Regions from separate parts of the Homo sapiens genome. Here all the other regions are linked to region 3. Evidence: read pairs that join two places in POLR2A ChIA-PET (ENCODE). Cell type or tissue: K562. All regions are shown on one strand.

Region 1 (5,000 bases), 660 kb before region 3:
GAGTCCAGCTTTCTACCCCCGCTTAGATCTGGGCAAGACTTGCGACACACTGTACCAACAGAATCCGGTGGAAGTTCAGCTGAGAAGTTCCATAGCCCAGGCCTCAGGAAGCCCTGCAGCATCCACCTTTGCTCTTGGAACCTAGCCTCCATGAGAAGCAACTCAGGCTTCACTGCAGAACAATGACGGACCACAAGGAGAGAGAGGTCTCAGCCTTCCGGTGTCCCTACCAAGTCCTTAGCTACAACGGTTAGGCCACCTCGGATGCCAGCGGCAGTCAAACCACAAACTGAATACAGTCACATGACCAAGCCTGTGTGACAGCAGAACCACCTCATACCAAGCCAGATGGCACTGCGATTAAATCGCATTGTTTTAAGCCTCTAAACTTTGGGATGGTTTGTTACCGAACAAGAGATGACTGATACAAATCATCACACTTTGGGCATCTCACTTTTTCCACTTATGACAATGTTCCACGTTGCTAATTCATTTTCATCCTTACCATCGGATGATGACAGAATCGTCTACCAAGCTAATGGAACCCCTTTTGTATTACAGGATGCTCAGTTTGTTTCCAGCTTTCCACTGTTATGAATACAATGAATAATTTCACATAATACTACCATAAAAGAAAAGGGGGAAGCAATTTTCCTTAGGAAAATGCCCTAGGGTGGAATTACTGCGTCTGAGGTTATAAACATGGTGATGCCTCTTGAACAATGTAAGCGCAGAATTCAAAGTGAAAGACATCCTTGTAGCATGATTTTAAAAGGAGGCAGTGAGTACACTTGGTTTTGCAGAAACACAGACATTCATGTTCTGAAGCCAGGCCCCACAAAAATCGGTGGTGTTGCCAACGCTTATCAGAGCCACTCAGACTGGACCAAAGCGGAAAGAACTCGGAGCACCTATCCATAAAACGTGCCCACAGCTTCCTCCGAAACACTCAAGGGAAACAGAAGGTTACATATAAGACATTTCTCAGTTAGACTTGGTAATTACCAGCTCAGCCAGATTTCCTAAACATGGCAAAATTAAAGGGAACGTGGTAATTCTAGAAAATGACCCATGTTTACAGGAAAGGGGAAATTCCTGGAGTCTCAGTCACCATCTAACTCCTGGATTAACTGGTCCCCTATCCCTTGTACACATGCCCATCCCCTGAAGGCAGGCTCTAACTTCAGTTCCTGAGCTGCTGAGTGGGGGTGCAGAACCACTGTCCCAACCCACGAAGAAGGCCCCACTAGACCTTCCACTTAGTTCCACTTAGGAGGCAGTGTCATAACTAAGCGGGGTCCCTGTCCTACCGCCACTCTGCCTTCATCACTGACTGTTCCAAGGACAACAAGCCACCAGGTTTGTGCCTGTCCCCATCAGCAGATGGAATTACACTGTAACACTTCCCATCTTCCCTGAACCATATCTGAGGCTCACCACTTCCCAGAAATGGCTGGCTCAAGCTCCCTTGGCAGAGAAGGTGGCAGAAAACAGGTATGGGGCTTGCAGCCAGAAACCCTCCTTTCTAAGAATTCCCGCCCTCTTTATCAAGTAACCTGCTACATTCCAGAAAGCTGTGATCATGGTAGTTACTCAAGAGAACCGGGAAGGTTCTCCCCTCTCCCATTAATGAGCAGATGGCTGAGTGGTACCTGGGGCACATGTGCAAGACAGACCTGTTTGCAAGGGGTCAAGAGTAAAAGCATGTATACCCGTGTTCACAGCAGCATGCTTTACAAAAGGCAGAAACAAGCCAGGTGTCCATCCACCAATGGATGCATAAGCAAAATGCGGTGCAGACATATAATGGAATATTATTCAGCCTTAAAAAGGAAGAAAATTCTAATACATGCCAAGGCAAGGATGAAACTTGAGGACATTATGTTAAGTGAAATAAACCAGATGCAAATGGACAAACGCTGTAGGACTCCACTCATATGAGGTCTCTAGAGTAGTCAAATTCATAGACATAGAGTAGGATGGTGGTGGCCAGGGGCTGAGGGAGGAGGGAGTAGAGAGTTGTTTACTGGCTATAAATGGGTACAGACCTTCAGTCTGGGGAAGATGAAAAAGTTCTGGAGATGGATAGTGGTGATGGTTGCCCAACACCATCAATGTAGTTAATGTCATGCATCGATCGTATGCTTAAAAATGGCTGAAGTGGTAAATTTTACATTATGTATAGTTCATCATAATTTAAAAAGAAAAAGTAAAAACAAAGCCCAGCCTACTTTGACCCCTTCCAAATGCAGGTTTGGACAATGCACGCTCACAAACGCCGACTCTGTTTCTCTGCTCTGAGAAGGAAATGGTGCCAGGTTCCCTGCCTAGCCAACTCCACCTAAAAGAAGACATGGACAACACAGGGAGCCGATCCCCACAGAGCATCCTCACAGCTTCCCCGTCCCTACCCTGGGAGGGCACACGAAGCACGAAATAATCCGCCTGAGCAGAGAGACAGTCCGAAGGAAATGCAGGTCCTCCTGGCCATGGCACAGGCCACAGAGGTGGAAGGCTGGGGCTGCCAAGAGCAGCACCTCCCAAGCCAGGTCCTCAGAGCCCAGGTTGGGTGGGGAGGCTGAGCTGGGCAGCCTTCAGGACCTGTGGCTCCTCTTTCATCTTTTTCATATACTGGGGGGTCATCTGAAATACCATTGGCAAAGAAGGGATCTATCCCTAAAATAAAACCATTTGAAAACAATTATTGCTGAGAAATGAACACTCCGGGCCTTTCCAACTCTGATGGAAAAAGACAGCTTCCCATCTCCCACTTTAACCCTCACAAAAAAAAAAAAACAAACCAAACATCCAGCCAGCTGATAAAGCAGCCAACATCCTCTCCCGCTATCTGTCATAACAGCAACTACGATAACAACAATAAAATGAGAATAACAAATGTTATTAAGCACTCAGGGCATGCCAGCAGCCACGCTAGGTGCTTTTTTTTGCACACCTCATCTCTAATCTTCACAGCAAGTTCCTGAGTCAACGACTAGTGGGATTTCTATTTCACAGATGAGGAAACTTACTGTATTTTACCCATTATCAGGCATGCATTTTCCCCAAATTTCAACATAATTCAAAGTGGAATCTCGCATCTCTGCCTCTCGCAATGATAACTGGGAGTACTGTCTTCCTCCTCCTTCTTCTTCTTTTTTTTTTTTTTTAAGAGACAGGGGTCTTGCTCTGTTGCCCAGGCTGAAGTACAGTGGTGCAATCATAGCTCACTATAGCCTTGAACTCCTGGGTCATTCAGGCGATTCTCCTGCCTCAGCCTCCTGAGTAGCTAGGACTACAGGCATGCACCACCACGCCCCAGCAATTAATATTTTTACGTTTTTTTGGAGAGACGAGCTCTCACTTTCTTGCCCAGGCTGGTCTCAAACTTCTGGCTTCAAGCAATCTTCCCACCTTGGCCTCCCAAAGAGCTGGGATTACAGGCGTGAGCCACCACGCTCAGCCTGCTGCCTCCTTCTTAGTGGCACATCCACTCACGGTGTGCCTTACCCTAGAGGGGATCTCAAAGTGAATGACATGCTCAGTGCACAGGCTGGGACCTGGCTCAGCGTCCCTCCGGAATTTGAGCCCATAGCTGCTGTGCCTGACCATCCATTAAGGGAACGACTCTCCACACCTCTCAGCCCAGCCCGACTCCTGCACGGAGGCTCACTCAGGGCCCCCAGGACTCAGGAGCACAAGTCAGCAACGCTGCCATCCCACAGCCTGGCCAGTGCCTACCCTGGCAGGCAGAGCCTTGGATGTACCCAACCAAGGACAGCCAAGCTCAGGGCCATGATTGTCTGTGGAGAGATGGCTGCAGGGGTCAGCCACATCCTCTCCGGGAAGGCTTTCCTGAGAGCCAGACAAGCAAGGAGACAGTCAGGTGAATGAGCCCAAGCGTCAGAACAAAACTAGACAAGGGAGGTTCTTGTGGTACGTCCCCAGGAGCAGCACTCCGTGAGGAAGCCCGAAAGCCTCCCAAATTAGAGAGAATGCCCATCTGATTGCCAGTCCTTGTCCTTTTTGAGGCCGGCAGCCTCCCAGGAATCAAGTTAAAGCTGCCGTCCCTCACATTGCCAAGTTTTCTGCAGACAAGACACTGATTTATGACCAAGTAATTCATATTCTGGTCTGGGCAATATTCAGAACAGGGTGTGCAGCTTGCAGCTGCCACATCTCTTGCCCAGAGAGCAGGTGCATCTATGTTCCTCTTCAGTGAGAAAACAAACCAACGGACAGAGTCATAAATGCCCTCTCCATCAGAATTGGAGTGAGCAGCCCATGGAAGCTGTGTGTGTTGAGAGACACAGCAACGCTCTGGGGTAGGCACAATCCATAAGCCAAGTCCACATGCTCATTCCAAAAGGCCCCTGTGTCCCCAGAGCAAGCACTGCACTTCTGCTGGAGATGCTGGCGGCCCTGCAACAGAGGAGGCTGCCCCAGGCCCCACAGAGCCCAGTGGGGGCTTACTTCAGGCCTTACTCCACTGCTGGGATTTTCTGCACCTATGCAGCAACAACTCCATCAAGCTTCCCAGAAGCCAGTGTACTCCCTGTTAAGGCCCTGGGGTCCTGAGCAATGGGTGTCTCTATAGACTCCAAATACCACAGCAGTTCCCAGGGGCACCTGTCAGCAGTTTCAGATCCAAGGACTATGGACAGTGAAGGGATCCCACTTTGACCACAGCCCATCCTTCAGGGTCCCCTCCTGTACAAACCCAGTGTGTCTGCCAATCCCAATCGCAGCCAATCCTACCACAGCTCAGATTCCGGGCTGTAGGGGTCCATGTGGCTCGATGGCTTCTCTCCTCTCTCCAGCCCGCTTCCCAGGGTCTGGCCACTCCAGCAGCAAAGATAACAAAGAAGAAACCAGCAACGGAAAGAGGAGAAGCTCATGGGAAAGCAGCAGTCCCCTTGCAGAGGTCAGAGAGTGCAGTTTCCCATCCACCTGCCACTTCAGACCCTTATGGGAGGCTGAGGGTAGGGCTGGCAGGACCCTGG
Region 2 (5,000 bases), 140 kb before region 3:
GGCCCCAAAACACCATAAATTCTGATTATAGCAGCCTTAAATCCACTCCTGCTCCACCCTCTGCAGAGCCAACCTGGACAGCTGGAAAAAAGGATGGCCTGGAGGTCTCAGATCCAGTAGAACTTGGCCAGACCTGCTCATTGCTTGGTCCACAGTCTTCCTGGTGCTGGAGGAAGAACACAACACAGATGAAAAAGGAGTTTGTGTCTCACTTCCCCATCTGCCTGTGTCACTGAGGGATTGTCCTCATCCCCAGACAAACAGTAATAGTCAGCCTCGTCTTCGGTCAGGACCCTGCTGATGGTCAGGGTGGTCGTGTTCCCTGAGGTGGACCCAGAGAATCGTTCAGGGATTCCAGGGTACCGCTCACTATCTTCGTATATCACCAACTCAGGGGCCTGGCCTGGCTTCTGCTGGTACCAGTCAGCATAATTTTCCCCCAGTACATCTCCAGAGCAGGTGATCCTGGCTGTCTGTCCTGGGGACACTGACACCGAGGGTAGCTGTGTCAGCTCATAGGAGGCAACAGAGCCTGCAAGAGAGGACAAGAGAGGGGGCTTGAAGATAACAAACCCATTCCAGTAGTATCGCCCTGAGGCTATGCCTGGGCTGAGCTCAGGGTTCAGGGTAAGACCAGGGGCTTAGGAGGGCTGAGCCTGGGGCAGGGTCTGGGGGCAGCACCTGTGTAGAGGTTGAGGAGTGGGAGCAGGAGTGTGGCCCATGCCATGGTGAGACACCCACAGCTCTGCCTCCTGAGCCCACAGCACAGCTGGGCTTCCCAGGCCTCTCTTATTTCCTCTCAGGCCCACTGGGGCAGTGCATCCTTGGTGTTTATGCAAATTTACTTCTCTGGGACTCCTCATGGCGGGATATCCCTCAAGCCAGCTCTGGGGGCAGCATGAGAAACTTAAAATGAAGGGGTGAATCCCCAGCTTCCTTCGTCTGCTTCTCCAGTCAGAAAATCAGCCTTGGCCTCCAAGGCCTGTGATCACAGTCACCGTCCTGGGGATTGACAACATGGTCCCTGTCTCAAACCTCTGTGTCATGTGGCCTGTCCTGGGCTGCATTGAGCAGGACTATGGACCTTCCAGGAGCCTGGCCTGGGGCTGAGCTGGGCCCTGTTGAGAAATCACTGATGACGCCTGACTCAGCAGCAAGTACACCAAAGATGCATCATCTTTCTCCTCTTTCATCCCTGCTCCGGATACCCCCGAGTCACTTGGCCCCATCCTGGTAATGTTATGTACATGATGTACTGTGTCTGTAGGACACTTATGAATCATTGCAGTTGGAAGAGTTTTGTCATTTGAGCAACCACACATATTTCGGATGCATCCCAATCTCTAGTCTCATTTGACATGTGGTGCTGCTCTTTCCATGGTATCCCCCAGCCCCACAGTAGACCAGCAATTGCCATCCTCAACTCTTCCTTTATTTATTCACTTTTTCTCATCAACGTTTTACGTAAACTTGCGAAAAGAACCAGAGAATCACACTGGACTGAAAATCTAACTTTAGGCTGCTTGGTCTTTCTGAGGGTCCCCAGGTCATGGTCTCCACACAAGACATGAGCTCCAGAGAGCATGTGGTCAGTAGTCCCTCCAGCCATGCAGATCCTGCCACTGATCAAAGGACAGCCCCGTGGTGAGAGCTGTGGCCTGAGGCAGGTGAGAAGCCCTGTTCCTCTGGACAGCATCTCCTGAAGGAGGCTGGTGATGCCTCATGCAGGGACCAGGGCCCCAAAATGCTTCACGCCACCCACCTGAATCTCCCCTGAGCACAGGAGCTGCGTCCTGAGTCAGAGTCCACCTGGAGCTGGAAGGAAAGGCAGAGGCAGGAGGGGTCGGGTGTATCTGGAAGTGCCCACGATAGAGGGCTCAGCTCCCCAGGACACTGCTGGACAGGGAGGGACAAGGCCCTGAGAGTGGCAGGAGGCTCAGGCCGCCATCCTGGGTGAAGAACCTGGGCCCTGGGAGCCCTGTCACCTCACATTGTGCCCCTCCTAGAGCACCTCGGCCTCAGGACTTCTCCCAGGGAATCCCCTTCCTAAGGAAGCTGCCCAAGCTGACACCTGGGCCCAGCCTCTTCTAGTTGCATTTCCCAGGTGAGGCCTTCACTGTGCCGGGCTTCTGTCGGTGTCCTTGGGTGACACTGTATGAATCTGACCCTCAGAACGTGGTCACTGCAGCCCGAGGGGATAGGATGAACTGTCTTCATTTTCAGTCTGAAGACTGACTCTTGGACACCTGTTGAACCCCAGGCTGGCCTTCCTCTTCGCCCCAGCTGGGCAGCCCCAGCCTCTCTCCTCACTGCTCCTGGCTGCAGCTCTGCTGCCCCCAACTGGTGGAGGAGACTCAGCCCAGGAGCTTTCTTCTTCCAGGTGACCCCACAGCACCTGTCACCTCAGAAGTTGAGGACCAGAGAGTCCAGCCCCATTCTGTGCCAGTGTGACCCAATCTGCCCTGCCCAGCCCAGCACAGAGAGGTAACACACGCAGTTCAGTGGGGTGGGGCAGGTGCAATTGCTATAGAAGTGTCTCAGGGTTGAAATGCCCTCCTCTAATGGTTTTGTTCAGTCAGGTCTAATTAGAGTGAGTCAACTGAAGCTCTTCTGCAACACTTTCAAAGTCCAGAGAGATGTGCATGCCATCCTACAGGGACCCAGGCTTTCTATGCACTTAGGAAGCAAACTGGTGCACCTCCCACCCAGTAAGAGCAGCTATGATTCACTGCAATCACCAGGTTTCTGGTTCTGCAGCTTAGTTGTGAGCTAACATCACCATCATAGGCACATTAATTTCATGTTTATCTTTATTTCATTCCACACCTCTCAGAGCTTGTGCCAGGAGGATTTCTACCCTAGCCTTGTCTGTCTTGCTGATGAAACTAGGACTCTCCTGCTTATACTCAGCTGGAGATCACTGTTCCCATCATACAGAAAGCAAGCCCTTTTGAGTCCCTTTCTTGGAATCTCTGCAGAGGAAAGACAAGAAGTTCCATGTCTGAAGCCCATTGGAGCCCATTAAATGACATCCCCTTAGAAGGCTTTAATTCACATGACTTTATTGTTTCTGTCTTTTAATTTTGAATGAAGAAAAGAGCTTCCTCAGTTCAGTATAAGCCTCCTCACTTCACAGCAGGTAACACTGAGGCCAAAAGAGACTAAGTGGCTCAGGGGAACAGAAAGCAGTGGGGGCAAGTCCAGGAGCTGATCCAGGTGTCCTGAGTTCTGAGCCTGGGCCCTTTTGGGTGGAGATTAACCAGGGTGGGGAAGGAGTGGGCATGAGGGCCAGGCAGGCAGCAGGGCTGTGTCCTGTGGACACACTGCCATCCCCCATCATGGCCTGCCCATCCTGAGAAGCCCATTTCAGCCTACAGAAAGTTGGGGCTGTACCCCAGGCTGGAGCTGGAGAATCTGTGGGATTGGGGCCTGCTTTGGATGCAGGGCCTGGCCTGGCTCCTGCTGGTTCTCTCTGCACTGTTGCCTGCTCCACTGTCTCCTGAGCAGGTGGGGGACAGGTGTCTTATGGCCAACAGGTGTCTCATGACCTCACACCTCAGGTTAAAGAGACGTTGGCGCTCATTCTCAGGATCCCATCTCCTGAAGCATCACTTGGGCTGAGCTCAGGGTCAGGAATAGGCTTAGAGTCCTGTGGGGGCTTAACCTGGGGCAGCATCTGTGGAAAGAGTGAGGAGAGGTAGCAGGTGATGGACCAAGGCCAGGGGGAAACATCCAGGAGCTTTGTCTCTGGAACCCATAGCTGAGCCTGGCTCCCCTCATATTCCCAAAAGTTCCCATGAAAATGCTCCCTTCATCGTGCTGGACTGCAGAGAACTTGGCAGGCTTCAGTGTAGGCTTCGTGGATTTGGTTCATGTGGAATTATTCTCTCCTCATATCTCACATGGAAGTGATTGTCGGTGCTTATTTGAACAATCTTGAAGGAAAGACAGGAATCCCAACAGCCCCAGTGTCAGGACACAAGCCAGGAATCTCAGGAGGGTTTTGGTCTTACTTCCTCATCACTTGGGATGTGTGGGACAGCAATAGTGATCAGTGTCACTGCTGGGATCCCAGGGAGTCTCAAAGAAGCTCACTGGCCAGACTTGGAGCCTGAGAATGAGTCTTATGTCTCTTAGTTTTAATTTTTGACCCCACACCTCAGCTGTGTGGGGCTCTACTTTATTTCTGGTGGAACCAGGAGACACAATTTTTACCCTCAATGTTGCTGCTGATTCAGCAAAGCTGATGATGACCGACTGCCAGGTGCCCATAAGGTGGAGGGAGACTAAGTCAGAGCAGTCAGGACCCTAGTCCTGAGGGGAGGGACAAATGTGGAGATGAGCAAGTGTGTGGCCAAACCTCAGGGTGCTATGGCTTTGATCTTTGTCACCTCCAAATCTTATGTTGAAATTGGATCCCCAGTATTGGAGGTGGGAACTAATGGGAGCTTTTAGGGTGATGGGAGTGGATCTCTCATGAATAGATTAATGCCCTCACTTGGGGTGAGTGAATTCCCCTGTTTCCGAAAGAGCTGGTTATTAAAAAGAGCCTGGCATCTTTGTCTTCTCTCTTGCTTCCTCTCCCCCATTGACATCTGCACACACTGGCTCCCCTTCACCTTTCACCATGACAGGAAGCAGCCTGAGGTCTTCAACAAGAGCAGATGCCACATTTTGAACTCTGCAGCCATTGGAACTGTCTGCCAAATAAAACTTTTATTTTCTGTATAAATTACCCAGCCTTGGGTACTTCTTTATAGTAACAGAAAAGGATCTAAGACACAAGGGGAGGAGTGAGAAGTGACCTGTGCTTCTAGAATATGCTCTCCTTGTGTGAGTCTCACCCGTGGCTTGAGTGAGGTGGGTGAATAAGAGTTCAGCCACTCAAAGTGTGGTCCTGGGAGGACCAGCAGCAGCAGCCTCACCTGGGAGTTGCCAGACACAGAGAATTTGGGGCCACATCCAGAACTGCTGAGGCTGCATCTGCATCTTAACCGATC
Region 3 (5,000 bases):
CGCCTGTGTAACTTTCAGTACCAGCCTGTTTGCTTTCTTGAGATAATTAGCTACAACGGCCACTTTAAAACAATGGTCTTCTTATTTTGTTTTTTGTTTTCACCCTAAACTTTATAAAGTCAGAAATCGTAAGTCCTTGAGCATCCACAGCCACTCAAGGACGAACCTTTGCTGAATGCCTCAAGCAGAGAGGGGGAGGCTGAGTCTCTGTTTCGAAGGTGAAAACACAACGGTTTTTATCAGCCCTGTTTTATGCGACAATCCCAGGTCGAATCTGGATCAATGCAATGACTTCCTTTGCATGGACCTATGTTTTGTTCGTGCATTCATCTGTGCAGCTGGGAACCCGCAGCTCTGTTCACTGGCATGGGGATGCCTCGGGGAATGGCAGGGCAGAGCCACAAAAAGCCAGCCTCACCACGCGGCCTGTTGCTCTTAGCCACCATGCCCATCATAGCCTGTGGCAGGAGATGTTGGGGTCCCCCCCCCCGACCCCTTTCAGGAAAACAGAGTTTGTGGAGGCGGAGTACTTCCCAGGCCTGACTGATAAAACAATTCAAAAGACTCAAAGAGATTCCTCGCCTGTCCCGTCCCTTGAAGGGCCTTGAACACGGGGTCCTTCCGCTTGGCTCCTAGCCCGTCCCTCTCCCCTTACCAGGAAAGGATCCTCCCCATCTCTGCAGAAGCCTGACCATCCCCCTAGAGGGCCTGGGAGGAAGTGGGTTTTGCATACAGTCCCTGTTGACTCTAGTGCCCCCTGCTGGCCCCAGACGCGAGTTCCGGCGAGGCTTCAGGGTACAGCTCCCCCGCAGCCAGAAGCCGGGCCTGCAGCGCCTCAGCACCGCTCCGGGACACCCCACCCGCTTCCCAGGCGTGACCTGTCAACAGGTCTGTATTGGCGACAAAAGGAGCAGCCCTGAATGTAGGGAAAGCAGGGCGGAGTCCTCTGCAGGCTCGGGGGAGGGGAGGGGCGTGAATGCGTGGATTTCTGTGGAGAGTGGAAACACGGGGAGTCGAGGGGAGCATGCGCGGGCCTCAGAAAGTTCTGGGAAACCGACTCCCGGGAGCAGGGAGGAACGCGCGCTCCAGAGAGTAAGTTAATTGAATCCCGGGGGGTGGTCTCTTCAGCCCGGGGGGTTACAGAAGTAGGTAAATCCAGAGATTACCCAGCCAAGGCCAGGGGCATCTTTTCTAGACTTGCGGGGCGGGGTGGGGCGAGAACTTGAGCTCAGGGGACCCTGGAACCGGCCCCTGCACCCCGCATCCCACTGAAGAAAAGGGAGGTCGCCAGAAGCACAGACCCAGGACAGAGTCCAGACTTGGACGTCTCCGTGATCCCAGAACACCCCGTCCCACACTCCCAGTCAGCCCCCCGCCTCCCCACTGCCTCTCCATTCGCCCACCGCACCCCCTTTTTCCACCCTGCCCCCACCCTACTGTCTGGTGGGAAAGGCCGCAGCCATCACGTATTCACCCATCCCCACCCCTCACCCCCCACCTTCTGACTTTCTTTCCACATCCCCACCCCCTCCCCCACTCTCTGCCTCTTTTCCCTCCCCCTCCCCAACCCTTTGTTTTTCTTACACATCCCCACCCCTCCCCCAACCTCTGTCTTCTCTCATCCCCACCCCCACCCTGTTTCCCTTCCCCCATTCCCGCCCTGGCCCGCCTTCTGTCTCCCTTCCCCCATCCCCACCCCTCCCCCCCTTCTGTCTCCCTTCCCCCATCCCCACCCCTCCCCCGCCTTGTCTACCTTCCGCCATCCTCACCCCTCCCCCACCCTGTCTCCCTTCCCCCACCCCACCCCTCCCCCACCCTCTGTCTCCGTTCCTAATCCCCACGCCTCCACCACTCTTTGTTTCCCTTCCCCCATCCCGACCCCCCACCCCACCCTGTGTTCCTTCCTCCATCCCCCCCCACTGTCTTTCTTCTCGGTTCCCCACCCTGTCTCCCTTCCCGCATGCCCACCCCTCCCCCACCCTGTCTCCCTTCCCCCATGCCCACCCCTCCCCCACCCTGTCTCCCTTTCCCCATGCCCACCCCTCCCCCACCCTGTCTTCCTTCCCCCATGCCCACCCCTCCCCCACCCTGTCTTCCTTCCCCCATTCCTAACCCTCCTCCCGCCCCCCCTTCCCCACCCCCATCTCCCCTCCTTCCCCACCCCCATCTCCTCCCCACCCCCAGCCTCCTCTGCTCTCCAACTTCCTCTCCCCTTTTCCCCTCCTCCTGCTCCCTTCTCCTCTGCTCCTCCCCCCACTGCCCCTCCCCCACTGCCCCTCCTCCTCCCAGTCTTTGAAAACAAGCCCCTCTCGACTCTCTGGGCGACCTCACTGGATCTCGTGAGATTTTGCCCTGGAAGGACTGAGAAACGGGGATTGGTCAGACCAGGCTGCCCAGCCCCCCGGTCCCCACCGCCGCCCCCCCCGCCCCACGCAGCGGCTAGGGCGCTTAGCTGAGCCATTGTCTCGTTCTTTCCTTCCAGCAACTTCGCGGTGTGGTGAACTCTCTGAGGAAAAACGTAAGTTCGAGCCCTGATTCCTCCGCTTCCCCGCAGGGTGACCTTGGGCTTGTGCCCCCAGCACCACCCCTGTCCCGGGTCCCTGTTTTCTCTCTGGAAATGGGTTGAAGACCAAAGAAAATAATGTGCGCCACTTGGGTCACCCCGGGCCGCCTGCCCCGGAAAATTGGCCCCAGTTGAGGAGTTGTGGCTGTAAGGATGCCTTGAACCGAGGCGGCGGTGCTCGTGGTTGGAGCTCTCCAGGGTGGGTGCGCATTTGTAATGCGGTGGATGCTCTGGGACTCGGCCCCTCTGAAGGTGCTGGGGGTTGGGGACGGCCCAGGCAGTGGCGTAGGCGTCCTAGGAAGGCGGGAGCAGAGGCAGAAATGTCGCTGCAAGACCGTAGTCAGGGTCCTTGACCACAGGGGTCACTTGTGACCAACCACATGGTCTGTTGTTCCTCCTGCCCCCTGGTTCAGCCCAGGAAACACTGGTGCTCAGGTTTGGAGCCAGAGATTTGCACTGAAAGGGCGGGATTGAGTCGCCAGTTGTCAGTTTCCTCAGCAGTATTTGCGGAGGTTTTCACAGGAGGCCGTTGCTTCGTAAATATTATACATGTATTCTTCTTTTTGGAGCATTTTGATTATTACTCTCAGACGTGCGTGGCAACAAGTGACTGAGACCTAGAAATCCAAGCGTTGGAGGTCCTGAGGCCAGCCTAAGTCGCTTCAAAATGGAACGAAGGCGTTTGTGGGTAAGAAGGTCCCCTGAGCTGTCTGAGGTGCTCAGAGAAGCCCTGTTCCCCTCTGTCCTTGTCACTCGAGCCAGATGGGAGCTGCATCCTGAGGTCCCTCACAGTAGACGAAGAGGCAGGAGCCGCTTTTATTGTTTCTGGTCATTTCCACAAAAGAGCATTTCACTTCCCGTGCTGTCTTTGTATGAGAGTCAACCCTAGGGTCGGGCACGGTGGCTCATGCCTGTAATCCCAGCACTTTGGGAGGCTGAGGCGGGCGGATCACCAGGTCAGGAGATTGAGACCATTCCTGGCTAACACTGTGAAACCCCGCGTCTACTAAAAGTACAGAAAGTTAGCCGGGCGTGGTGGCATGCACCTGTAGTCCCAGCTACTCAAGTGGCTGAGGCAGGAGAATCGCTTGAACCCAGGAGGCGAAGGTTGCAGTAAGCCAAGATCATGCCACTGCACTCCAGCCTGGCGACAGAGCGAGACTCCGTCTCCAAAAATAAAAATTAACCCTAGGCCAGGCATGGTGGCTCATGCATGTAATCCCAATCCCAGTACCATGGGAGGCCGAGGTGGGCAGATCACCTGAGGTCAGGAGTTCGAGACTAGCCTGGCCAAAATGGTGAAATCCTGTCTTTACTAAAAATAGAAAAAAAATTAGCTGGGCGTGGTGGCCCACATCTGTAGTCCCAGCTACTTGGGAGGCTGAGACAGGAGCAGGAGAATCGCTTGAACCCAGGAGGTGGAGGTTGCAGTGAGCCAAGATGGTGCCAGTGCACTCTAGCCTGGGCAACAAGAGTGAAACTCCTCCTCCAAAAAAAAAAAAAAAATCTTAATGCATTGTGGACCTTATTGCCAAAGCCACGATTACATTCAGAACCTTTCCCCGGGGTAATCAGACGCAAAAGCCCACACTTCCAGTGGTGTCAGAGAGTATGAGCTCCAGGAGGCTTTGATCTCACTGCCCCATGGGCTTGGGCCATTAGGGGTAAGTGTCGGTCCTGGGAAGTGAGCAACAAGATTGCACTGCCTCATCCTTGGGTGCCACCTGGGGAGATCAGGGAGAACATGCAACCTGGGTTGAAGCCGGGAGACTTGTGCTGGAACTAAAGGCTCAAGGACGGCACAGTGCGTTGGACTGTGGGACCGTGCTCGGGTGCTGTTGGTATCCACAAGCCTGTAATCCCAGCACTTTGGGAGGCTGAAATGGGTGGATCACTTGAGCCCAGGAGTTCAAGACCAGTCTGGGAAACATAGTAAGACCCTGTCTCTAAAAAAGAAAAAGAGGCTGGGCATGGTGGCTCACTCTTGTAATCTCAACACTTTGGGAGGCCTAGACAGGCAGATCACTTGAGGTCAGGAGTTTGAGACCAGCCTGGCCAACATGGTGAAACCCCATCTCTACTAAAAATACAAAAATATAGCCGTGTGTGGGGGCGTGTGCTTGTAATCCTAGCTACTTGGGAGGCTGAGGCAGGAGAATCGTTTGAACCCAGGAGGCAGAGGTTGCAGTGAGCCAAGATTGCGCCACTGCACTCCAAAAAAAACACCTGAAGGACCTGGTGCAGATACTTCGGGGGTCCCCACTGGGATTCTATGACTAGAGAGGAGGGTGCAGACCACCCACCTGATGAGCTCAGAGGCCACTCTGGCCTGTGCAGCCCACAAGGACCATAAGAACCAGTAGACAGGACATGCAGAAATATCTCCCCAATTCATGTCTGGACCCTAGGAGTCATGCTGGGCCCCAGTCTTTTCACT

The links. Peaks named below come from ENCODE experiments on the same cell type or tissue, not always from the same donor. Only the 100,000 strongest peaks of a DNase experiment are listed, where the experiment ranks them.
Region 1: POLR2A ChIA-PET joins it to region 3 with 5 read pairs; 2 of 35 experiments call an interaction of 5 or more read pairs at or near these places.
Region 2: POLR2A ChIA-PET joins it to region 3 with 6 read pairs; 1 of 35 experiments calls an interaction of 5 or more read pairs at or near these places.

Annotation. Positions count from the first base shown.
Region 1 is chr22:23,212,003-23,217,002 of GRCh38, reverse strand. All of the region lies in intron 1 of BCR (BCR activator of RhoGEF and GTPase), which reads right to left. Among named protein-coding and RNA genes, the nearest start is that of BCR, 34 kb to the right of the region's middle. In K562, no CTCF peak of the experiment used is centred here; DNase peaks (open chromatin) are centred at 1,102, 1,578, 2,482, 2,917 and 4 weaker places.
Region 2 is chr22:22,700,056-22,705,055 of GRCh38, reverse strand. All of the region lies in intron 2 of LL22NC03-102D1.18 (a long non-coding RNA gene), which reads left to right. It also overlaps IGL, the pseudogene IGLVVI-22-1 and IGLV3-22. Among named protein-coding and RNA genes, the nearest start is that of LL22NC03-102D1.18, 9.0 kb to the left of the region's middle. In K562, a CTCF peak has its summit at 2,344 (motif pointing left); a DNase peak (open chromatin) is centred at 2,285; H3K27me3 peaks cover 2,497 bases.
Region 3 is chr22:22,555,063-22,560,062 of GRCh38, reverse strand. PRAME (PRAME nuclear receptor transcriptional regulator) reads left to right here and starts at 798. Exons shown (of 6, transcript NM_206956.3): 1 at 798-1,092; 2 at 2,483-2,518; 3 at 3,154-3,251. The coding sequence starts at 3,231. It overlaps LL22NC03-63E9.3 (a long non-coding RNA gene), which reads right to left and starts at 720. Exons shown (of 3, transcript NR_027426.2): 1 at 656-720. It also overlaps IGL. RefSeq lists an enhancer at 587-881. In K562, no CTCF peak of the experiment used is centred here; DNase peaks (open chromatin) are centred at 782, 1,682, 1,862, 2,332 and 1 weaker place; H3K4me3 peaks cover 3,949 bases.